Regions from separate parts of the Homo sapiens genome. Here region 1 is linked to region 2. Evidence: read pairs that join two places in POLR2A ChIA-PET (ENCODE). Cell type or tissue: MCF 10A. All regions are shown on one strand. Links, peaks and the distances in the headings refer to the core of each region. The heading gives the core; the rest is flanking DNA. Region 1 overlaps DLG2 (discs large MAGUK scaffold protein 2). Region 2 has its middle 12 kb from the start of MIR6755.

Evidence for each region. ChIA-PET counts read pairs that join two places held together with the same protein. Peaks named below come from ENCODE experiments on the same cell type or tissue, not always from the same donor. Only the 100,000 strongest peaks of a DNase experiment are listed, where the experiment ranks them.
Region 1: POLR2A ChIA-PET joins it to region 2 with 5 read pairs; 2 of 35 experiments call an interaction of 5 or more read pairs at or near these places.

The regions. Positions count from the first base shown.
Region 1 is chr11:85,613,880-85,619,263 of GRCh38, reverse strand. The region is part of intron 2 of DLG2 (discs large MAGUK scaffold protein 2); the gene reads left to right. Among named protein-coding and RNA genes, the nearest start is that of DLG2, 11 kb to the left of the region's middle. In MCF 10A, for the core only: no CTCF peak of the experiment used is centred there; no DNase peak of the experiment used is centred there.
Region 2 is chr11:86,287,342-86,292,725 of GRCh38, reverse strand. It overlaps a transcript of EED not described here. Among named protein-coding and RNA genes, the nearest start is that of MIR6755, 12 kb to the right of the region's middle. RefSeq lists a silencer at 565-859. In MCF 10A, for the core only: a CTCF peak has its summit at 749 (motif pointing right); DNase peaks (open chromatin) are centred at 715 and 3,005.

The DNA of each region.
Region 1 (5,384 bases), core at 281-5,280, 670 kb after region 2:
TGAGACTGCAGTGAGCTGTGATTGTGCCACTGAACTCCAGCCTGGGTATCCCATATCTTTTTTATTTTAAAAGAAATTCCCCGTAGGGACAATTTTGACCTTGGATAAGCTATAGACTCTTGATATTGTAAAATATTAATTAATCCAGGAGGCATAAATAGAATGAATTCCAGAATGAGAAATAGAAGAATACTTTTTGTGTTTAACTACTGATTAGGAGTTTGCTATGAAGCAACTTAGTGAGGAAGACGTAGAGATAAAATGATCTGTTAATTGATTTTATTTTACATATCTATTGGGAGAGTACAAAGCATATGCTAATGACTTGATACTAGAAAATGTGTGAACTTCTGGGTTTTTGGAAATCTGCTCAAGTGTTTTTATTTATGATAGAATATTTGATTTCTCCCTTAGGCCTATTATTGTTTACTTTTGTGGGTAGAAGAATCTAGTCAGTGAGGTATGCACAAAACATTGGATTTTACTTATTTATTTTTAAAAAACTTCAACTTTTTCTTAGATTCAGTGAGTACATGTGCTGATTTGTTACATGAGTATATTGTGTGATGCTGAGGTTTTGGATATGAATGATTCTGTCACCTAGGTATTGAGCATAGTACTCAATAGGTGGTTTTTTAGCCCTTGCCCCACTAGTCCCTTGCGTAGTGTCTATTGTTCCTGTCTTTATGTCCATGTATACCCAATTCTTAGTTCCCACTTGTAAGAACATGCGGTATTTTGTTTTCTGTTTCTGTGTTAATTTGCCTGGGATAAACATTGGGTTTTTAAAATGTTGGATTAAGGCATTCTGTTCATTCATGCCTTTGTCAATAAGTAAATTTCTCACTGTTCTGTAAAATACATTTACTGAACTATACGAATACTATACTTTCTTAAATATATATTCTCCTTATATGCTTATTTCTTAATACTATGTTACCATGTCAGTGATTACAAAATATTTTTTAGTATAAGGGAGAGATTTTTTTTTTGATTGGGATAAGGGAATGTGTTCTCCAGCTACAATTCTTGCCCAGGAATTTATGGCAGTCAAGACACAAGTATTTCTATATCCTCAATGTAGGTTGCTTTGTCAGCAAAGGATCATGAGTTTTATCCAGTCTCTTCTGTCCAGTTAGTCATTCTGAATTCCAACTAATAAGCTTTCCGCATGGGTTCAATTTTTAGTAAGTTTTCAAAGCTATTTCAAGAATTATGGCCAAATCACCTTCATTATGAAACGATTCTCCTGACCTCCTTTATTTTAGGATTTAAGATCAAGAGGAATGGTATAGTATAATAAAGTAGAAAATCCTGTGAAAATGAATTATTAAATTTAAACTTTCAAAGATTATGGGTAAGATTTTTGTAACCCATTTCTTCTGGTAACACCATTTTGCTAGCCACTGAGGCCCTAATTTAGGATACAATTTTGAAGCTTCTATCAGGGGCTTATCATTTTGAAGGACTGTGACATCTTTATCATTAAAAGCATGGTAATACTTGGAATAAACCTATTAAGTTCTGTTCTATTTAAACATCTCTCATAGGTAATAAACAAGCTAAAATTCTTTTAAAAGGTAAACTGGTGTATATATGGTGTAAACTGGTGTATATATTTAAGGCAATGACTCTACTTTCATTTATTTATTCAATCATTTATCCATTCAACAAAGGTGTATTATGAGTGCCTGCTATGTGCCAGGCATAGTGCCAGATGCATGTTTGAAGTAGCAAATGATATTCAATCTCTGCCTGTATGAATCTTAAAATATATTAGGAAGACAGATGCAAAAACAGGCAATTTCAATGCTGTGTGGTGAGGTTAACGCTCTTTGTCAAGAAAACAGACAAGGAACACTCAATCCCACTAGGGAAGATGTAATATTTAAGATGAGATACAGAAGATGAATAGAAGTTTACCAGACAATGTGGGAAATGGCAAGAGGCTGTTTCAGATCATTATTTATTTTTCTTGTTTTTTGGCCTTGAACTATATAATCACATCCTGTGTTATCATCATCATCGATAGCAGTGACATGGTGGAAAAAACCTAGAACAGTAGTCAGAAGATTTGGCTACTAAAAGAAGGGACAGGATCAGGTAATCCGTGAGCTGGACTTGGTCTGTAAATTTAGGTATGTTAGAAGTATCCATTTATTTTCTGTAATTCACCTTTACTCTTAGTAACTGAGTAACAGACAAAATAACTTATCCTTTTTGAAGTTTTCCCCACTTCCCTGGGGTTAAGGTGGGGTTCTGCCTGGAATGGGAGTGTCTTCTGGTTGTTGATCATCTATATAAAACAGCTTACTTCTGACATATGAGTTGTTGTGTCTAGATAGCTCTTTCTCGTCTGGTTTGACAGATATTTGATATGTCCGAGTCATGGACTTTTACCTTTTTCTAGAATGTCTGTGTTTCTGTTTGCCTAGATGCGTTACAATGCCATTCCTCTTGGGTCTTGCTGCCTTCCAAGCAATGTTGCCAATAACAAGAGCCTAGATCCCTGATCCCTTGAGATCCAAAGACTTTTTTATGTTTTCTTCAGCTGGGAAAATTTTTTTCTACGCTGTGAAGGGGCTAGGAGAAGTCCCTTTCTCTGCCTGTACCCGAGAATCTCTTTTTCATCTCTGACAAACTCTTATTTTATTCTGAGGGCTTAGGTTTTTAGAAAGCAAAACTGGAATTACTGAAAAATTCCTTCTGGGTTTTGTCCTGGCATATAGCGCCCCTGAGGCAATAAAGTAGGGAACCAGTTGTCGCTGGAATGAGAAAAAAGGAAATGGGAAAATTTAGGTAGAAAAAAGTTTTAATATCTCAAAGTACCAATCTCCCATGTGTAAAATACAGGTTACTTGCCTTCTTATGATGATGCCACCAAGATCCTGTGAAAATCATGTAATCCTTCTGAACTTGTTTCCTTTTAAAAAAGGGATTTAATGCTTTTTTCCCCCTTACTATATACTGTTTCTTTTTCCCATCAAATATGATAATGTTCATGAACTTCACTTTTACAAAGCTAGTTAGTGATGGAATTAGGACCAGAAGCTTGTCTGATGCTTTCCTTTTTACTGTATGAGTGTGGTAGTCTTTGAACAAGTGAATGGCATCATAGTGCAGTAGAGGAGAGCCCAGGATTGGAATCTAGCTTTTACCATCAGTTGACTACATTAAGCAAATCAACAGATAGAGCTTCAAATTTTTCCTGTTAAAACTTAAGTATAGTACTAATACCTCTTAGGATTATTGTGAGGATCAAATCAAGAGACCTAGACCATATAAAAATTATTTTGTAGATAAGAAACTGCTGTACAAAAGCTTATCATCTGAATGCATTTTTTTTTAGGGGGGTGGGTGGGTTCAAGGAGGAGAAATGTCAGAGTCCCCTTCCATCAGTGGTTTGGGTTCAGCTTCGTGGTCAGCTTCTGGAACAAGCCTGTCCAGATATGGCAATGATGCATTTGATCACAGATAGGAGATGCCATGCGTGTTTTTAAAAAAAACAGGTTATAACATTTCTTATTAAGATTATTTCTCCTCCAAAGATGCTAAAGTAATTTGTAAATCATCTAATATATACAAAATGATTGCAGTCTTCAGGTCTGCTTTAAGTCTTGCCATACATATTCTTCACTATTTAAATTCCAAATTTTATTTATTTATTTATTTTTCTAGATAAATAAATCTGGAATGATGCAAAAATCAGTATTTAGCTGAAGATGCAATTTTTAATCTTTTTTTTTTGAGATGGAATCTTGCTCTGTTGCCCAGGCTGGAGTGCAGTGGCATGATCTCAGCTCACTGCAACCTCTGCTTTCTGGGTTCAAGCGATTCTCCTGCCTCAGCCTCCTGAGTAGCTGGGATTACAGGCACCCACCACATGCCCAGCTAATTTTTGTATTTTTAGTAGAGATGGGGTTTCGCCATGTTGCCCAGGCTGGTCTTGAACTCCTGAGCTCAAAGTGATCCGTCTGCCTCGGCCTCCCAAAATGCTGGGATTACAAGCATGAGCCACATGCCTGGCCAATTCGTTGTTTTCTTACTTTCTGTTTACTGCTGCGTAGCCTTGCACATTTTCTATCATTCCCCTTTAACAAGTTTATAGAAAATTTGAAAGCATGGCTTGTCTGAAAGGAGAGATATAAATTTACCGTTTTATACTATTAATAATATCTTCTTGTTTCAACAGGGAAAATAACCAGATCAACAGGTGTTAGTTGAAGTATATTCAAACAATTCTTTTTTAGGGAGGGTAAAGTATAATTGCAAAGAATAATTATAGAAGAAAGAAGCATTGTGATCCTTTCCTAGTAAATCAAGTTTCAATATGGCATAATGCTTTGTATGGGCTTTGGTGGCAGATAGATCAGCATTTGCATTGTGGTTCCAGCACTTACTGTTATGTAGCCTTGGGCAAATGTACTCTATTTCCCTCAGTCTAAAATTTCCCCATTTGTGAAAATGTATATAGTAGTAGTTCTTAGGATTCTTTTGAAGATTAAATAAGGTGATCAGTGCAGAATGCCTAGCATTGTTCCACAAATGCTAGCTAATATTATTAGTAATAAAATGACACCTTTGTGGTATCACCTTGAACTGTACGTTTGTTTTATTTATTTGGAGATGGAGTTGCACTCTCGTTGCCCAGGCTGGAGTGCAATGGCGCCATTTTGGCTTACTGCAACCTCTGCCTCCCAAGTTCAAGCTGTTCTTCTGCCTCAGCCTCCTGAGTAGCTGGGATTACAGGCATGGGCCTCCATGCTCAGCTAATTTTGTATTTTTAGTAAAAACGGGGTTTCTCCATGTTGGTCAGGCTGGTCTTGAACTCCTGACCTCAGGTATCCACCTGCCTCAGCCTCCTCAAGTGCTGGGATTACAGGTGTCAGCCACCATGCCCGGCCGAACTATACATTTTAATGTTAATTTTTAAAAAAAAAAAAAAACCTGGTTCAAGACTAACTTTTCTGTTGCTATTCATTACTTTATTACTTTCTCATGAGTGTCCTTGATTTGTAAAAAAGCAATAACATCAACAATAAGAATTAAGCATATGTGAATACTTCTTAGTAAAATACTTTTGTGTCTGGAATGAGTGGATTCTGTCTTGTTGACTTCAGGAATGAAGCCACTGATACTCGTGGTGAGTGTTACAGTTCTTAAAGATGGTGTGTCCAGAGTTTGTTCCTTCTGATGTTTGGATGTGTCCAGAGTTTCTTCCTTCTGGTGGGTTCATGGTCTCGCTGACTTCAGGAGTGAAGCTGCAGACCTTCGCGGTGCATGTTACAGCTCTTAAAGGTGGCATGTCCAGAGTTGTTCATTCCTCCTGGTGGGTTTGTGGTCTTGCTGACTTCAGGAGTGAAGCTGCAGACCTTCACAGTGTG
Region 2 (5,384 bases), core at 253-5,252:
ACATGCCTGTAGTCTCAGCTACTCAGAAGGCTGAGGTGGGAGGGCCTGGGCCCAGGAGGCGGAGGCCCTGACCTGGGGCCAGGAGACAGAGGTTGCAGTGAGCTGAAATCACATCACTGTACTCCAGCCTGGGAGACAGAGTGAGACATCTCAAAAAAAAGAAAAAATAATAATAATAAAGGAACAACCTGAGGAAAATGCCAGTACAATCAGAAAGGCAGAGAATGAGATGAAAATAACTTGTCTTTATTGATGTCTTGTGCTGTTGAATCAACTAGCCCTAAAGCCTATCCTACCTTTGTACTTACAGTTATGTGAGATAATATATTCCTTATTGCTTAAGCCAGTTTTAGTTAGCTTTGTTGTTACTTACAACTGATGTTATAATTAACACAACATCCACTAGAATATAAGCTCCAAGAGGGCAAGGAATGTGTCTATTTTGTTTACTACTCTGTCTCCAGTGTGTAGTCCAGCACCTATCCCCTAGCAAACATGTAATAGTTATTTACTGAGTGACTATAAGCATATTATATCAATCATCATTTGTTAAGTACGACTGCAACTGACACTTGACTAGACAGCATAAAGATCTAATTAGGGAGCCTGACTACTCTTGACTGTGAGTCAGTTCTTCAAGAGAACTTTACCTTTGCTTTCCACAATCTGGCATACAGTCAACCTCTACACATTTGGTGACTAAATTGACCAATGTCACAGAATTTTGCCAACTCTCCAGCAGGGGGTGCCCATAACCAGGTATTCTGGGCTCTGGGAAGTTTTTGGTTTTTTTTGTTTTTTTTTTGTTTTTTTTTTTTTTGCTCCTCAGCCCCTCCTTTGCTGCATTGCCCTTCATCTTCCCCCGAACCCCTCTTGGAGCCAAGGAACACAGCAATGCAAGAAAGCTCAGAAGGGACTTTTCAATTTTCGGAAACTCAGTGTCTGTCCTATCCCAGCTTCCAGCACCTGTTAGAGAGGGCTGAGAATATGCTTCTATGATCAGAGGATGCTCTCTTAGGTCAGGGTTAAGCAAACATTATCTGTAAAAGGTCAGATAGCAAACATTCTAGGGCCATAAGGTCTTTGTCCTGTCATGCCCTTGTAACACAAGAACTGCTGAGCCAAGCATCCCTGCAGCCTTTGTACTTCTGGCTATGCAAGATCTTGTATTCCTTTATTACTTAAGCCAATTTTAGTTTGTTTTATTGTTACTTACACCTGAAGATATAATTAACACAACTGTCCACAGCTAGACCATATAAGCTTCAAGAGGGCAGGTAACTTAATAAGTAAGTAAATAAAAGCATAAGCAAAAGAATGGGTGTGGGTGTAACTGTGTTTCAAAACAAAAATTATTGACAAAAACAGACAGCTGGCCAGGTTCGGCTAACCACTGCTTTAGGTGAACAAGGCATTGCCTAGGTCATTGGTTTTCAAACTTGAGGGTGCATCAGAATCACTTGTAGGGCCTATTGAAACACTGATGGCTGGGACTCACTTGAGTTTCTAATTCATTAAGTCTGGGCTAGGGCTGGAGAATTTCAATTTCTAATAGTCTTGCCAAATAAAATATAGAATTCCCATATATCAGATTCTTGAATTTCAGATAAACGATGAATAATTTTTAGTATATGTATGTCTCAAAGATTTCATTATTCATCGTTTATCTGAAATTCAAATTTAATCTGGCATCCCTAAATCCCTAAATCTGGTAGTCTTAGACAAGTTTTCAGGTGATGTTCATGCTGCTGGTTCAGGAGCCACAATTTGAGAAACAATGGCAATATAGTCTCATACATAAAGTTGCCTTGCTAATTCAGAAGTCTTGAGTTGGAGTGAAGTAAATACCCATCAGTCTAATACAGGATTTCTGCACGCTCAGTCTGTATATGTGAACAGGTACCTACTTGGTTCACAAGTTTTAGGTTTGCCTAGATACTTTATGCATTCGTTTTCAACAATTACGTATTTGTTGTACACTTACTATGAATCAGACAGAATTTACTTCAAATTTCAACCCTGTACATAAGATACTAGGCAAGTTTTTTAACAACTCTATTCCTCAGATTCCTCATCTGTAAAATTGAGATGACAATTTCTCCTTCATGGGGTTGTTGAATGGAAATGAAATAACATATATAAAGAATTTACCACAGTGCATGGTAAAGAATAAGCTGGTCAGTACTCAACTAATAGTGTAGCTACTACTATTGAAAATACAGGCCAGCCACGGTAGCTCATGCCTATAATCCCAGCACTCTGGGAGGCTGAGGTGGGTGGATCACCTGAGGTCAGGAGTTCGAGACCAGCCTGGCCAACAAGGTGAAACCCTGTCTCTACTAAAAACAAAAATTAGCTGAGCATGGTGGCAGGCGCCTGTAATCCCAGCTGTTTGGGAGGCGGAGGCAGGAGAATCGCTTGAACCTGGGAGGCAGAGGTTTCAGTGAACCAAGATCGTACCATTGCACTCCAGCCTGGGCAACAGAGTGAGACTCCATCTCAAAAAAAAAAAAAAAGAAAAGAAAAGAAAGAAAATACAGTAATTCTCCAAGTGTGAACCCTGGAAAGTGTGGACCCTGGGCCAGCAGCATCAACAGACCTAGGAACTTACTAAAAATGCAAATTGTCTGGCCCCACGCCAAACCTACTGCACCAGAAATTCTAGGATGTTGCACAGCAATCTGATTTATCAAGCCCTCCAGATGATCCCAATGCATGCTAACATTTGAAAAACACTGCTGAAGAAAACATAAGAGGCTGTGTGTGTATTGGGGCTAAGAATACTGGGGCAAATGGGGCACAAATCTTCCCCTTCTTTTCCCAGGACAGTTTTACATAAGGGACTAGACCTAGTGGTGTTCCAGCATGCCTTCACCTCCCCTATACTCTCTTCTATATAGCCTGAAAATCATCAGAAATTCACTTAAGCAAAGATTGTTTAGCTGATTTTTTCATTCATTTGACATTTCTTTGAATGTCTATTATGAGTCATATAGTGTGTTAAGCAACGGGCATTCAAAAAATAAGGAAAGGGCCAGGCGCGGTGGCTCATGCATGTAATCCAAGCACTTTGGGAGGCCAAGGCGGGTGGATCACCTGAGATCAGGAGTTCGAGACCAGCCTGACCAATATGGTGAAACCCCGACTCTATTAAAAATACAAAAATTAGCTGGGCGTGGTGGTGTGCACCTGTAGTCCCAGCTACTTGGGAGGCTGAAACAGGAGAACTTCTTGAACCCAGGAGGCAGAGGTTTCAGTGAATGGAGATCGTACCACTGCACTCCAGCCTGGGCGACAGAGTGATACTCTGTCTCAAAAAAAAAAAAAAAGGACGGGGAGGGGGGAAAGGCTCCTGTTTGAAGAGCTCTTAGTCTGGCACTGATTTTAGAGCATAGGAAACCACAAGATGTGTGCATTTCAATGAGATGCTAAAATGAGCAGGTCATTAAAGGAGGTAGAAGAGAGGCAGTAACTCAGAAAGGCAGAGCCCTTTCCAGAGGACATTTGTTTTACAAATATTAACTGAGCCCAACATCATGCATGTAGAAAGCAGCCTGACTACCTGGAAAGCCTCTACTACCAGGAAGGCAGCCTAGCAGGCTGCCTGTTCTAAACCTGGCAAGGCCACCAGAAAGAGGCATCAGACAGTGAGGGGCCCTATCAAATCCTAGTCTGTTCACAGCTGGCGTCTTGGATGTACTGGCCTTGATTATGGCCCAGAAGACTAGAAAGCACAGCCACAGACGAGAAGAGTCCTGGCAGAAAGCTGAGTCAGGCCCCAGTCTGGGACAGGAACTGCTAAATCCTAGACACAGAAGCAATTCAATAGGCGGCAGAGCTAGTGACAATTCTCTACCACTCCCACCCGTAACCTTGGACATGGGTTTGAAAGACACCAGTTAGTAACAGTGAGAAAATTTCAAGTTGACTGTGGAAAGTTGGGCTGGGCTGGGCTGAAATCAACTTTATATAATTATATCTACTTTGGGCTGTTTTGTGTTGTGCCCAGCCAATATAAAATTGCAGTTTAGCAAAACTTTTGAGAGTTTATTATTAAAATACTCCCTAAATGATTATGGTACATTCACTCTTTTCACATGTGGGAACCACTGCATAATAAAGGTCTATATAGGGCCATCACTAATACAGTGCTTTGCACACCTGGCCAATTAAATACATGAATAAATGATTCTCTCCTGTCTACTAGGAGCTAACATTTTAGAGCAAAGGCAAAAAAGTATTTTGAAGGGTCCTTCACAGAGAGTTTTGACTTCCCAAGGGTCACAAACTCTGTATTTCAGCCAGATTTACTCAGGGATTAAGGGGAATAATGCAGAACTCTTACATAAGTTATTCATTTTATTATTTTTCATTAGAGTCAGGGTCTCGCTCTGTCACCAGAGCTGGAGTGCAGTGGCGGGATCATGGCTCAAGGCTCAAGCGATCCTCCTGCCTCAGCCTTCCAAGCAGCTAAGACTACAGGCATGTGCCACCACACCTGGCTAGTTGTTTTTTGTAGAGATGGAATCTCGCTATGTTGCCAGGGCTGGTCTCAAACTCTTGGGCTCAAGTGATCTTCCTGCATCAGCCTTCTAAAGTGCTGGGATTACAGGCCTGAGCCACCATCCCCTGCAGGTTGCTATTCAGAACTGGGATTATTAAGACAATTTGCAACCAGATTCAGTAAGATAAGCCAAGCCTTTCTTATATGAAATATTAACAGTTTAAAAAGTGATTTTGCATGGCTGAGCGCGGTGGCTCATGCCTGTAATCCCAGCACTTTGGGAGGTCAAGGTCGGGAGTTCGAGACCAGCCTGACCCATATGTAGAAACCTCATCTCTACTAAAAATACAAAATTCAGGCATGGAGACGCATGCCTGTAATCCCAGCTACTCAGGACGCTGAGGCAGGAGCATCGCTTGAACCCAGGAGGCACAGGTTGCCATGAGCTGAGATTGCGCCATTGCACTCCAGCCTGGGCAACAAGAGCAAAACTCTGTCTCAAAAACAATAAATAAATAAAAAATAGTGATTTTGCAATGAAGAAAAATAATGGCCCATATAGCACAGGGTGTCAGTTCAGTGCCATACACTTCTTATGATCAATGATTTTCTGGCAACCCAGTTTATTGGTTTCGGAATTAAACACACACACTTCCCTCACTCATTATGCAGAAATGTAAGAGAAATCACCCAACAATTTTTTATTCCACATCAGCCTGGGGTACCCAAGCAAGAAAGGCAAAATGAATCTGCTTTCATTCACATGAAGTCTTGCTCTACATCAGAAAATAACCATGAAATACCAAGAATCTTTGTAGAAATCCACCAGCTCAATTCCAAAGTGATAGTCATTTTCTATAAATCACAACAGGGGAAACCC